2 separate regions of the Homo sapiens genome follow, and region 2 is linked to region 1. A link is a loop called in an ENCODE intact Hi-C map of the cell type or tissue named here. Cell type or tissue: HCT116. All regions are shown on one strand. Each heading gives the region's core, and the rest is flanking DNA. Links, peaks and the distances in the headings are about the cores only.

Region 1 (7,155 bases), core at 1,309-6,308:
CAGAACGAGAATGAAAGAGAGTACTTATTCCAAGGTTTCTTCTGAAAGATTTCTTCAGATCCCTGAATTAATTATGGTAGAAAGAGCTTAGGGTTGGATATCAGAAGATTTAATGTATTATTTAGGTTGGTGCAAAAGTAATTGTGGTTTTCACATACTTTCCCTAATAGTTCTGGTTCTGCTACTAGCTGTGTGGCCTTGGGCAAGTCTCCTTGCCCCTTGGCCTCAGTTTCTTTGTTTATAAAGTGTGTACGTGTGCATGTGTGTGCATGTGCTCGCATGTGTGTACTCTATACATGTGTGTGCATGTGTGTGTGTGTCTGTGTGTGTGTGTAGTGATGATTCCTTCCTGGACCTCAAAGGGCTGGTCATGAAGATATGGGGAAGCTCAATATGGAGAAGGACTTTGGGAAGGAAAAGATGTCTGTATAGAGGGTTGCAGGCCAGTTCTCAGAGGGAACTTCCCAAGGGACCATAGATGATGGGCAGGAGCTTTACAGGCAAAGAAAGGGCAGGAGGTCGGTGGAGGTCCAGGGAAAGCCGGTGTAAAGGCATAGAGGTGAGAGAGGACAGGAGGGAAGGGCAGGAAGTGAGACTGCCAGGGTGCATTGGTGCTGGCTGCCAAGGAAGGGAGGACCATCCAGGCCACTCGAGGAGTGCATGCAGGGGGTCAGCCCCAAATCCTCAGGGGTAATCGATGCCACTGCCCCAGTAAACTCAGGATACTCATCAGTGATAAGCCGAACAGGGTGCTTTCTTTGCTGCTTAGATTTTCTTAACTGGAACTCTTCAAAAGCCAGGGAGTGCTGAAAATGTTTGCCTGCACAGTGGCAGGCACTACTTCTCACGGGCCCGTGGTTCCCGCGCTCACCACGGAGCTTGAGAGGTCTGTTCGGATACCTGTGCTCCAGTTCGAGGTATGCGCCATCTGAGTTTAGAGTCTGAGTCTCATCCCTGTCGGACAGCAGCTCTTATTCTTTCCAAGCTTGGGAGAGTTGTTGTATCAGAATTAATCATCTGTAGGAGATATCGGACAACCTGGCCTGGTTCCGATGAACAGTAGAGGGCTTGCGGGATATTATAAAGTCCTAAATTAGCTCTGTCTGGAGTCGTGCAAATAATACTCATTAGATGAAGTGAATTCCTCCTCTCCTTGTCCCCACTTTCCTTCAATGAGACCTGCTCCTCTCCCTGTAGTCCCTAAATCTGTTAATGGTAACATCACCCCTCCCAAAATTGCTGAAGTCCCAAACCGTGAGCTCACCCATGACCCTTTCCTCTCTCGCCTTTCACATCTGTCCAGTCACCAGGTGCCCTGATTCTACCTCTTCTCTCAGCTCCCTATTTCAACCGCATTGTCCCTGCCCCAGCTCAGGCCTTTGGACCTTTGATAGCCTCGGGTCCTTCCTACACCTGGTTTCATTCCTTCCAAACTATCTTCCTCCTGGGTGCCCTGGTGATGCGTGGATGCATGTCCCTCGCCAGTTGAAACTCCATCCTTCGCCTGCAGATCGAGTATAAATACAGGGTGTTTGGGGTCTGTTCTGCCCGTTCCAGCCTCTGGCTCCCAGGTGCCCTCTTCTTCCTCTCTATCCTGTCTCTGGATAATCTGGCCCATTGCGAGGGCCTTGGCCATCCTTGGGGGCCTGACGACCCCAGATCTCTCTCCCAAGCTCCAGACACATTTCCCAGGGACCACAAACCTCTCTAGGTGCGTGCCCTCCAGGGTCCTCTGTGCAGCTCATCATCTTCCCACTGCCTCCCCTCTGCCTTTCCTCATTCCCTTATATTCCCTGTGACTACCTAGACATAGGGGGATTATCCTTTATGTTCCTGTCTCTCTCTCCCAGTCATCCAGTTTTGTTGATTTTAGCTCCAAAATATTTCCCAAACCTCTGTCCTTCCCTCTGACTCCACTGCAGCCTCAGTTTGGACTTTTCCTGTCTGCCCCAGACCATCCAACCACTTGGGTAAATTTTCTATGTGACAGCCTGAGGCATCATCCCATAATACACATCTAATTAAGTTGCTTTCTTCTCAAAACCTTTCAGGGAGTCCCCATCATTTTAGGACATTGCTCAAACTCTAAACCAACATTCAAGGGCCTTCCCTATGAGACTCTTACTTCCTAGCTAGGCCTGATCTTCCTCCATCCCCTTCTCATACATCTCTCATTCATTCTGGCATGGGCTCTGGAATCTGCCTGCCTGGGTTCAAATCCTGCCTTTGTGACCTATTGGCTGTGTAATCTTTGACAAATTACTTGACATCTCTGGGCCTCCCTCTCCCTATCTGTAAAATAGGATTGTTGTGAGGATTAAGTGAGATAATACCTCCAAAGTGCTTAGAACAGTGCCTGACCCATAATAAGTGCTCAGTAAGCGTGTGCTAATGTTATTATTATTATTCGTGGTGGTGGTATTATCTGGCCCCTGCCAATCTCACTAGTGGGATTTCCATGTGCATACCCCCTCCACCTCTTATGTTCTCCAGCCGTCGGAACTATCTACAGTTTCCCAGAAGTGTCCTGCCCGCTCCTGCCTTCATAACCCCCCACCGAAGCAGCACATCATCTGCCCAGGTCCTTCCTTTCTGCCCCACTGCTCTGTCTCCCACTCTGCCCCAACAGGCCATTCTTGCCCTTTCCATCTGGCCCTAGGTGACCTCACTGCAGACTGCCTTCCATCTTAAGTGGACTCAGAAATTGCCCTGAACATTGAGGTAGGAATTTGCCCTGGGTACCAGGCTCATATCCCTGAGGCTGGCAGGGGCTGGCCCTGCCTCCTGTCTGGCATGCACCGTGTGACACTGATTTTGTCTACCAGAGGCTTGTTTTTGCCTGAGATCTGTAGCGTGTACCTGTGACATCAAAGGTCTGAGTTGCTAAGATTGGATGCAAATCCACCTGAGTGACAAAGGACTGCCCTAACTGGTTTTGACTTCCCCAGTATTGCAGACACAGTATTTCTTCAGAAATTGGCCTCTTACCTGCCCCTCATTGCTAATAATGTTTTGTGGCTTGATATTCTAGTTGCTGAATTTCTCCCTCCAAACATTTTAGCTTGCTTCCTCCAAATGCCCTGCTGATTTCCTCAAATGCATCATAAATCTCAGACCCAAATCTCCTCCTCTTATAGATCATCCCAATGTGCTGATCCCAACAGCACAGCAGGAACTCTCCGACGTGATGAATGCCACTTGTGTGTTTGTAACGCAGCCTTCGACTGTGGTGATATCAAGATAAATCATGGTTCAGCATTTGCTCGCTGGCGGAAGCCAGGGACCTTAGTCTGACCCCTTTATTTTATAGGTGACTACAACAAAGCCCAGAAAGTTAGGTGACTTTCTCGAGGTCACACAGTCAGAAACAATTGGGACTAAAATCCAGATTTTCTGTTTTTCACTATAGTACTATCTCTAACTTACCAAAAGCTATGACTTAAAAAAATTAAAAATTAATCTTAAAATTTTGGTAAAATATACATGACAAGATTTACCAGATTAACCATTTTTAAATGTACATTGTATGTATGTTAAGTGTACAGTGGCATTAAGTACATTCACATTTTTGTACAACTATCATCCATGTCCAGAACTTATTTTATCTTGCAAAACTGAAACTCTGTACCCAATAATCATTAATTCTCCATTCCCTCCCACCCCAGCCCTGGAAAACACCATTGTAATTTCTGTCTCTATGAATTTGACTGCTCTAGGTACCTCATATAAGTGCATTCTTACTTACAGTATTTGTCTTTTTGGGTCTAGTTTATTTCACTTAGCATAGTATCCTCAGGATGCATCCATTTTGTGCCATGTGTGAGAATTTCTTTCCTTCTTAAGGCTGAATAATATTTCATTTGTAGTGGTGTTTCTTTAAGACCATTTTAATGTCTTAGTAGAGTATCTTACTGCTCAGTAGTGTTGGAATTTTGAACGGGGTGACTTTCCCAGTAGCGGTTTCTAAATGTCCACTAGGGGGCAGTAAAAGCCACATAAAGTTTTCAGTAGGCCCGCGGAGTGCCAGGCAATTAGGCCACCACCTCCTCTGTGTATCTCTTTCAGCCATCCGTGTATACCGTTACAAGGTAATGGATTTCAGGTCCAACAGCAGGTTTGGATAAAACTAGAGATACCATCAGTTGTAGCATAAGCGCGAGTCTTCCTCACACTCCAGCTAACACCAGTGCAGAATACTTCATTCAATATGTTGGTTTCAGATGGTATTTTTATTTAATTCACTTAGTCTAGTGATTCTCAGACAGAGTGCTCATCAGAATCACCTGCGGTGATTTTTCCAGAATACACATGCCCAGGTCTCATCTCAGATCGATTAAATCAGAATTGCTGAGGCTGGGGCCCAGGAATATCGATGATATTTTCATTCTGGTCCATGACTTCTTTTTAAGAGCCAACGTGTTACTTTTTAACTTTAATAACTGCTGGGAAAGGGTCATTCTTGAATAAACCTCAGAGGAGAGTGAATATGAATTCTGAAAAATGTTTCTCTTTTTAGGGTAGTAGTGGCGGAAGGGTCTGGTGGCTATGGGAACCACGTTCTGAACAATTGTGAGGGTTTCCTGTAAATCACACCTGCGCTTTAACAAGCAAGGAACCCAGACAGAAGATTTGAAACTGGGGCAGTCTGGCCAACTCAGGATCTACAGATATAGTTCCTGGATGGCCATACTCAGGGCCAAAATCTTTAGGGTGAGGCCAGAGTACAGACCTCAGTGCTGTCTGATACATTAGGAGGATCTTTCCTACAGTAAGCGGAGGAACAAGAGATCTTCAGTTTTATCTTAGAGGCAAAAATGGCACCGCAAACTTGAGGTGGGGTCGGGAGACCTCAGTTCTCATCCTGACCATACTGCCAGCCAGTTGTGGGACCCAAGGGAAGTCACGTCACCTCTCTGAGCCTCCGTTTCCCCCTTGACTTTTGAGAGTACTGGGTGATGATGATCCCTGAGGATTCTTCTAGTTCTAAAAATTCAATGATTCTATGAGTATTAATAATCTTGATTTGTATGGCACTATTCTGGCAAAGAGCAGAAGTATTCAGGAATCCAATGAGTGACGGAGACTATTGACCAGGTAGTTTAATTTATTTAAGGCATATACATGGAATTCAAAGGAGAAAATATTGCTCTGGATAATATATTGAACTGTTAGTGTCTTCGGCATAGCAAAAGCTTTCCAGAGGGAAAAATTTCCCATCAGTGCAAACTTGACATTTTTCACTTCCTGGTCCATAACTGCCATTTGTCCAGCACACTTATATTTACTGTAAAGGGCCAAGTGTACGAATGCTTTGGTTGAATATTAAATAACTACATAAACGTCAAGGTCACAGTTGCAAGAAAGCCTCAGTGGAAGGCCCTGGGAGGCTTGCATTGATCTCTTGTGAAGTTCCATTCTCGGATCCTGCTGACAAGGGGAAACAATTGATGTGGACCATTATTAAGGCTTTAAGTGTTTCTCCATTGTTAAAGATCTTTTACAAGCCCAGAATAAGTGATAGTGCCCAAGGAATTGGCAAAAGCTTTATTTAGAAATATAGGCTGGTCAAAGAGATAAGCGCAAGGCACAAGCCAGAGTGCAGATGTCCTGGCTTGGGCTTACACAGCAAAGGTGGAGAGCTGAGAGGAGTCTGTCACTGGGGCACCCACCAACTCAGCCTGCCAGGCACTGCTGTCAGATTTCAGAGGGGAACTTTCACACCAGAAGCTGCAGAGAGCATGGATCCCTCTTTCAAATCCACCCTTACATTTCCTCCAGCTTCTCTCTGCTTGTGAAAACCTCCTCTCCTGCCATTTCAGTCCATCCGCTCTCCATAGCTGCAGGAAGCACCTCACCAGCATCAGGGGCAATGGGGCGAGGATGAATTATGCAGACCCACAGGTCCAGATCGACTATCTGGACTGGTCAAGTGCCTGGATAGTTAATTATGTGAGTGTTCTGCTGACCTGGAGCTGGGAGGAGAGCAAATACTGTGGACGACGGGATCTTGTTTCAAAAAGATCTCAACAGATGGAAGGATTGGTCAGGTCTACCAGATGAACTTTAGAAGGGATGTAAACATAAAACAAACATTTCCTGTGCACTAGCTCAGCTCTGTGTTTGGTGTTGCGCTTGGCCCTTTGTACGTTTTAGTTTATTTCATCCTTACAACGACACAGTGAGGGTAGGTGTCTATATCCCCATTTTTAAAGTGAGGAAACCAAGACATGGTAGGATAGAGGAAGGTCCAAGGGCTTCAGTCATCAATCTAGATTCCAATCCCAATTCTGCCCCCGCGTTAGCTGGCAAGTCACTTCATCTTCTAAAAAGAGTGACAGCCAGGCTTTGGATTGTCTTTTATTTCTCAGGTTCTAGGTCCTTAGCCTCTTGCATTTATGATTGCATTTAATCCTCAAAACAACCTTTCTCCTATTTCACAGATGGAAAGGGTGTAGATAACTTAAGTCACTTGTCCAAGGCTGCAGGGTAAGGAGCAGGGCCAGTGTCTGAGCCCAGGCCATCTGACTCCAACACCCATGCCCTCAGCAACTGCTGTACCCTCTCTGTTCCTGACATAAAAAGACACAACCATATTTTCTGTGAGGGTTAGATGAGCTAATTAGGTAAGTGCCTGATATAGTGCCTGGCATTTCACAGGCGCTCATAAATGATATTAGCTCACCATCATTATCATTCTCAGCACTATTATTAGTTATATGACCTGTTCAAAGTGGTAGCTAATAACTGGCGAAACAGGATTTGAACCCAGGTCTTGTGACTGCCAGTCCACTACACTCTCCACCTCGCTCTGGAGCACAAGACTGGGGACAGTCCTGATGTCACCATCTCAGTACCTTGTGCAGTGTCATCTCCATGGAAGATGCTCAGCCCCTGCTCAGATCGGCAGGGATCATCTTGTCACTCATTCACCACACATTTGCTAAGGCCTTGCTCTGTGTTAGGGATCCAGAGGGAAAACAATATAATGTCGGCCATCCTTTTTTCCCCCTCCAGGTTCAAATGGTGAAAGACGATGACCCCTCCTGGAAGCCCACTTTTATCGTGAAACCTGATGGTGGTTGTCAGGGTGATGGAATCTACCTCATTAAAGACCCCAGTGACATCCGCCTGGCAGGGACCCTCCAGAGCAGGCCA
Region 2 (7,155 bases), core at 1,289-6,288, 270 kb after region 1:
AGACACTGGGCTAAAATCCTGGTTCTGTCCCGCTGCAGCTGTATGACATTGGGCTAGTCAATCCACCTCTTCTTTGAGTCTAGTTTCCCCATCTGTAAAATGTAGACAGCAATGTGTCCACATTATGGGGTACAATTAAATGTTTGTTTGTTCATTCACCAACTTTCTGTCAGGCCCGATTCTAGGTGCCAGAGACACATCAGGGTACAAGACATAAATGTTCTACTTGCATGTGGCGTACAGTCTAGAGTGTGGGAAAAGTACACGAAGTATGTAACAACATCAGGTGAACTCAACAGCTAGAGACAAATGCAGAGCCAGGTCCTGGCTAGAGGATGGGAGGGGGCTGTGTTTGACCGGGTGGTTGGATTCACACTTGAATGAAGTGGGGCAGCAAGCCACACAGGTATCTGAACAAAGAATGTTCCAGGAAGAGAAGAAGAGGGAACAAGGACAAAGATGTATGCTGGAGCACTCGTGGGGCAGGGAACGGGGAGGGGTGGGGGAAGTGCAACTGGAAAGGTAGTCAGGTGCTCCCCATTCAGGGTCCACAGGAAGGAACCTGAGTCATAACAAGTGAGTCCTGGGCAGAGAACTGACTGAAAGGGGAGCAAGTCTAGGGCTCGGTGCAGGGTCCAGTGGGGAGCCATGACGGCAGGGCACACAGCACACAGTGAGGGTGTGTCACCTCAAGCGCCAGCATGAGGGAATCCTCAGTAAACAATCCCCCATGTTGTCCCTGTCACTATCCTCGTTACCATCAACATCCTCATCATCCCCAACATGGGCCCAGGCTCTGCTGCTCCCAAGGCAGAAAGACTGTCAGGCAGACTCTCAGAGAAGCCCTGGGAGGTGGGCAGGGCTCTCTGCCCCATTTGACTGATGATGAAGTACCTTGATCAAGGTCCCCCAGCAGCAGTGGGCAGGGCCAAGGTGCCTTAAGCCAGTGCTCCACCCCGAGTGGGCTCACCAGCCTAAGTAGACAAATCTTCACCATGCACCCTCCTCTCCGCCCTACCCCCTGGGCCCAATCCTCAACCAGCTCTGTGTCTTCATCCACACAGGGCCTCTAGGGGAAAACACTGTACTCTAAATGAAACAACAGCTCCAAGTGTCTGCATTGCACAGATGTCAGTTCTTTCCCATCCAGTTCTTTGCTTACTGAGCAGGAGGTGCTGCAAGACCCATCAGGTGAAACCAGGGTGGGGAGAGTTCCTCCCAATCTTAGCTTACAATCCACTTCCTCCAGGGCTCCCCTGAGCCCAGACCACACTCCTCCCTGGACCTGGTTCCTGGCTGTCCCTTGTTCTGAGCAGCAGGGAGAACCTGAGGTAGAGACAGTTTCATCAGGGGTGGCAGGCACCTCTCCCACCTGACTGGGAGCTCCTCCAGGGAGGCAGGGACTGCAGCTGATTCCTGTCTCTGTCCCCAGGGCCAGGCACAGGTGAGCAAAAACAGAAATAACTCAATCCCGAGGATCCCTTGGGGGAGCCCTGTGTGCTCTCGAAGTCCTCAGCCAGCCAGCCTGCTTGTTGCCTCCCTCTCTGCTGGCTGAGGCAGCCCACGGCCTGAGTCTGTGTGGCACTGCTGGGAAAAGACCATGCCCTCTTCCTTCCAGAGCCACAGACTCCGTCCATGGAGGGCCACCCAGCACCATAGCTATGGGACTAAAGGCTGTGGGTGCTGGGAGAGAGGGCTCTGGGCCATGGCAGCTAGGCTCCCTCAGTCCTTCTGCAGGCCAAGGAAGCAGGAGCATGCTGGGTGGCCTGTTCCAGGCACAGGGACGTGGATAAGATCATTTCATTGGCCACAGAAAAAAGTCTGCAGAAAAAGTCCCCGACCAACAGTCCACCGTGGCTTTTGGTGGAGTAAGAGATTCTATGGTGGGAGTGGCATAGAAGTTTTGTTACTTTTTGCTTTATAGTGCCTGGAATTTGGTACTCTATACTTGCAATTTTTTTAACTTATCTTGTTTTGAAACATAGTCTCATTATATTGCCCAGGCTAGACTCAAACTCCTGGGCTCAAAGGATACTCCTGCCTCAGCCTCCCAGGTAGGCCTGCAGTCATAACTTCCCTTTTTCTGTTTCTTCCCCCTGTCTGTCACTCCCCCTATGATCCACACTTGAGTTTCTTCTTCAAACCCACTGGCTGTCTGTGTGGCTGTCTACTCTACCAGTCAGTGGGAGCCCTGGGTTTCAGTCCCCTCTCTGGCCCAAGGCCCTGCATACAGCAGGGGCTCAATGAAAGTTTCCTGGGCAAATCTCTGGGACAATCTGAAGGACCATTTCTGCAGGTGATCATTTAGAAGAAACTCAAATATGGATCATGGGGGGAGTGGCAGACGGGGAGAAACTGAGAAAAAGGGAGGAGTCATAACTGCAGGCCCCGAACAGGAAGACACCCAAACAGGCTTTGGCCAGAGCCGTTCAAACCCTCTGAACAATGCAGGACTCCTGCAGGGGAGGAACAGGAAGAGGAGAAGGGAAGAGCCCCTTTCCAAGGGTTTTTAGGTGTTCTTGCGAAAGCCCTCCTGGCCCAGCCCAGAACCTGAAGGAGCTGCAGGAGAGCAAATGCAAATGGCAGGGGAGGTCACATGCATGCATGGACAACGGAGAGATCGACAGCCCCCATTCCATAGCTTTCCTGGAGATGAGGATCGTGTGTCCTGGAGGTTTCTCTTAAATACTCATGACCCTTCTTCCTTGAGCTCCTGCCTGGCCAAAGCCTCATTTATGTGACGGTGTTGGGTAAACGCTGCTGACTGGAGGGATGGACACAGCTGGAGGCTCTCAGGGCAGCCTGGGTCAGGCCTGCAGCACATCTGCACGTCCAGGGCATGCAAGGATTCCATGACTGGGCGGGGCCCCATCAGTTCCGCCCCTCACTTCCCAGTTCCCAGCTGCCCTGAAAATGCTCAGGCAGATTCCCACCACCACCCCTCTGTCCAGGTGCCCCCTCCCCAGGAAGACCTTGCCTATTGCCCTCTGCCCATCTGGGTTTTATCCAACCTTTAAGATAAAGGTCTTTAACTAAAGAGTATGAGCTGTATTTGGTCAACATTCATGTTTTGTTTAGCCCACACAGTGTTGACATTTTTAAGTTTTGAATCAAATGCCAACATTTAAAGATGTGAAATTTTAAAATGTCACAAAAAAACCTCTAGATTTTTGGCTTCTCTTATAAATCCAAAGGCCTGCCACCAAATGCCCAGTGCCATGGTGCAGGGGCTGCTGCCCCCCTTAGCAGAACATGTACTCTCCAGATGGACACAGATGCCACTACAGTGGTGGACTGTCACAACAGGCAGGACATGGCAGGACCCACAACACATCAATCCTTCTCCCAGGATCCCACTCAGTGCCTGGCACACAGCAGGGACTTGCTTATTGTTTGTGGAATAAGGAATAAATACACAGCCCTTCACGGTGCCCAGGATTTCCTGAGTGCTATGCTGCTTCCCTGAGAGACTCCCACAGCAGGGACAGAACAATGCCCTTCCTTCCTGGGGTCCTGGTCCCACAGCTGGGCACACCTGCAGCAAGACACTGGGGTGAGCCTTCAGGCTGCATCCAGATCTCCCTATTGTTATTTGATCTTTACATCAGAAGCTGTGCCACCTAGAGCCCAACCAAAGTAAGAGCAGTGATCCTGGCACCTTCCTGCCTTCTAAAAAAGGTGGCCGGATTCCTCCCCAGCCCATGGACAGTGATCCCCAGGACTTCTGTTAAACTGAAAAGGAGAAATTTGGCAGCAATAACTCACAAAGCCAAGGTTTCCTCAATGCTCGCCTGCAGGAGGTCTGCCCCTCTTTGAAGCTGGTAACCAACTCTTCCCTTTTTCTTTCGAGTAAATGAAACCCCACAGGGTTTTCAAGGTCAGAGTGGCATTGGCAGGAAGGGTTCTCTTTGTTCTCCTGCCTCTGACTTACCCCAGACACAGACAATTGTCCCCAGCAACCAGGTCCTTGGTAGTGGAAGAGGAGGCCCCTGCTCCTGCTGGGTGGAGCCCTGAGGATGAGCCAGGTGCCTACTGCAGCCCCCAGGAGCCCTGCTTCCTGGGATACGGATTCTCTGTTGGCCTGGCTTCCCTGCCAGCCAGGGTGCTCTATCTCTTGCTTGCAGGGGTTGGAAAGAAACAGCTGTCAGCCTCCAGGGTGTGCTCACTGCCCAGGGAGCAGGGAGTGGGCAGTGGCTGGGGCTGGTTCTGCCCCTCCCTGGCTGACAGATGTGACCTGAGGCTACAGCCCTCCTCTTCCTAAGCTTCAGTTTCCTTGTTTGGAAAACAGGGAAATAAATACCTGATCTGAGACAATCAGACTCCTAAGGGGACTGGGAGGAGCTCTGTGAATCATAAAGTGCCATGCCGAAGTTAATTATTCCAGGGCCTGGCACAGCACCCGGCACGCAGTAGGTGCTCAATGTATCGTTCATGGTACAAACATTTACTGGGCACCTGTGCTGGGCCAGGCTGTATGCTAGGTGCCAGAGGCCCAGAGAGGAGGCCTGGGCCCGGTCCACAGGAGATCTGCCACTCAATGAGGCACACAGACAACTGCCACACCCTGAGAACTGCAAGGAAGTAAGGACCGAAATGCTACAGGACCCAGACACGGGGTGAGGGGCTCAGGTCTTACAAGAGCCCCACCTTTTGGCTGCTGGGCAACAGAGGCCAGAGTTGGAGCTGCCCAGCTGTAGGCTGCCTGGCATCCTACCCATTTTCCAATAGGGCCTAGTTGAAGAGAGTTGCCAGGCTTGGTGAACAATCTGGTTCACTGAAGGTGTCTATGTGCACCTGGACACATGCCTAGGACCTAACAATGAACCTTGTGGGCCATACACTCTCTTAGTGGCCCCCACACCTGCTTGGGGAGTAGACTACAGGGCCCCTGCCCTGAGAGGAGCTGCCACCCCATCCCAAACAGGTGGTGGCCACCAGAGGACTTGAGAGTCATGTTGCTGGTGGTTCACATTTTGGCTCTGCCTCTTACTAGCCCATGAGACCTTGGTCAAGCCACCAAACCTCTCTGCATCTGGTTTCCCCATCTCTAAAACAAGCACACCTCTCAGGTCACTGTAAGCACTAAGAGATGAAGCACCTGGCACAAAGGGATGCTTATCCTTGGGCCCTCCCTCCCCCAGTCTAATCTGGCACATACACGGGTCTGGGCCAAGCCTCTAACCAGCTCACCTTCTCTATCTCTGCCTCTCCTTAATGCTGGCTCCTGCCCTTCCCAATGATTTCTCACTCTCCCGATGCTCCAGGCCCTTTCCCACCTCTCACTGCAGTCTCAATGACTGTCCCAGGAAGAGAGTAAGGTTTTCATCCTCTGAGCACTAGGCTCATGGGGTTCCCTCTGCCTAAATGCCCTTCCCTGCCTTGGTTATGTGATGAACCCATCCTCTTTCAAGCCTTAACTCCTGTCACTTCTTCTGTGAAGTCCTCCCGGATTCCTTGAGAGATGGCCCGACTCCTTCCCCAACCCCCAGCAGAGAGGCACAGAAGCAGCAGGCCAGGGTCTCCAACTTCTTACGTGTCCTTGGGTACATCCCCTCCTCATTCCTGGCCTCAGCTGCCCATCTGTAAAGGGATCACTATGACTTCTCATCCTAAGGCCTTGCGAATGGGCTTGGTCATGTGCTCCACTTTGCAGGGAGTAAGGGGACCATAGCCAGGTTTGCCCGGAGGTTCTGAGGAGCTATGAAGGAGCTAGATTCTTGCTTTGTTCTACCAGTGAGGGCAGGACATGTATATGTCAAGAGATCCCATCCAGTGCCCTCATGAAGCACCCCCTTGCTACCAGGTGGAGTGGACCCAAAAGTGAAGCACAGAAATCAGGCACAAAAAATGAGGAGCAAAGTGAAGGCCTTGAAGTCCGCCTAGGACTGGGGGAGGGGGAGCAGAGCCAGCTTTAAGCAGAAGGAGCTAGGATCTGAAAGACAGGTATGATCAAAGTAGGAATCACAGGGGAAAGAGAAGGCAGCATTCCAGAGAGAGGACACAACACGAGCCGGGGAACTCCATGACACAATCCCGGTTAACTCATCTCCTGCGCTTGCTCTTCGCCAGGTGCTGCTAAGCATTTAGCTGCAAATCCCATTCATTCCTCTTGACAATGCCATGAACTGATACTATCCCCCATTTTGCAGAGTTAGCTAAGTTCTCTAAAGTCACAGCTGACAAGCGGCAGAGCTGGAATTTCAACCCAGCATTTGCCTGCAGTGTCCTGTGGGTCAAGAGAGGAGACCAGGGCCTGGTGGCTCAGGGGAGTGGGTGATGCAGTGTAAGGACTCGAGTCTGGAGACTCCCGAGGGACTTGTTAAGACCTCGAAGTCGGGTTTTGTTGTCCCTGCAGATAGATCTTGAATGGCACCAAGCCCATCCCAGCGTATGTTGATGACATCCCTTGGGCGTGACCTCACCCACACATGGGGGTGTGCAAGCAGAGTCCGAGGACCCCCGCCCACGCCTCCCTTGCACCATCTGCCTGAACGCTGCCTGAGCTGCTGCGAGCAGCCAGTGAGTGAGTGAGTGAGCCTTGGAGGGCGTGAGGGAGCTGGGAGAAGGCAGCCAGTCAGGAGCCGCGGCTGCCGGCAGCCACACAGACAGGCTGGCGCAGAGCTGTTGCCAGGGCAGGCAGGAGAGTCTGCCTTCACAGGCAGAGGGACTGAGGATGGGTCGCTCTCTCCTGGGCCACCAGCATGTCCATCCAGGGCCTCCCCACCAAGAGCCTGGCCATTCTGAAACCTCGACACATAAGGACAGCAGCCCCACAGGGAGACCACCAGCAAGGAAAGCCATCGAGACAGAAGGCATGGTCACACCTGACATGCCGGAAACAAGACTGTCATAACGCGGCCCAAACAGGGACCTTGGCTGGGGGCTAGAGGCTTCTGGGCCAGGAGTTTCAACAACCCAGGCTCAGCTTGCAGGACACCCATCACTGTGTGGTACCTGCCCTCCCCCTGGACCAGGAACAGCAGGAAGTCCAGGACTGGAGGGGGAGGGGAAGAGAGAAAGAAGAGGGAGGTGGTGCTCAAAGGAGAATGCTCCCAGGAAGGCAGGACCCTGACCAGACTCTCACCCGGGCCTCCTCTCAGTGCCCGGCATGTGGTTGCCACATGGCAGGGTGAGGCACGGCAGCCAGAACTATGG

The links. Peaks named below come from ENCODE experiments on the same cell type or tissue, not always from the same donor. Only the 100,000 strongest peaks of a DNase experiment are listed, where the experiment ranks them.
Region 2: a loop joins it to region 1, with 8 times the contacts of the local background. A loop is called at or near these places in 6 of 110 quality-filtered maps.

The regions. Positions count from the first base shown.
Region 1 is chr9:121,989,630-121,996,784 of GRCh38, reverse strand. TTLL11 (tubulin tyrosine ligase like 11) reads left to right here. Exons shown (of 9, transcript NM_001139442.2): 4 at 7,015-7,155. Among named protein-coding and RNA genes, the nearest start is that of TTLL11, 100 kb to the left of the region's middle. In HCT116, for the core only: a CTCF peak has its summit at 3,948 (motif pointing right); a DNase peak (open chromatin) is centred at 4,004.
Region 2 is chr9:121,717,631-121,724,785 of GRCh38, reverse strand. All of the region lies in intron 3 of DAB2IP (DAB2 interacting protein), which reads right to left. Among named protein-coding and RNA genes, the nearest start is that of DAB2IP, 70 kb to the right of the region's middle. RefSeq lists enhancers at 4,066-4,593, 6,071-6,668. In HCT116, for the core only: a CTCF peak has its summit at 3,617 (motif pointing left); no DNase peak of the experiment used is centred there; H3K27ac peaks cover 599 bases.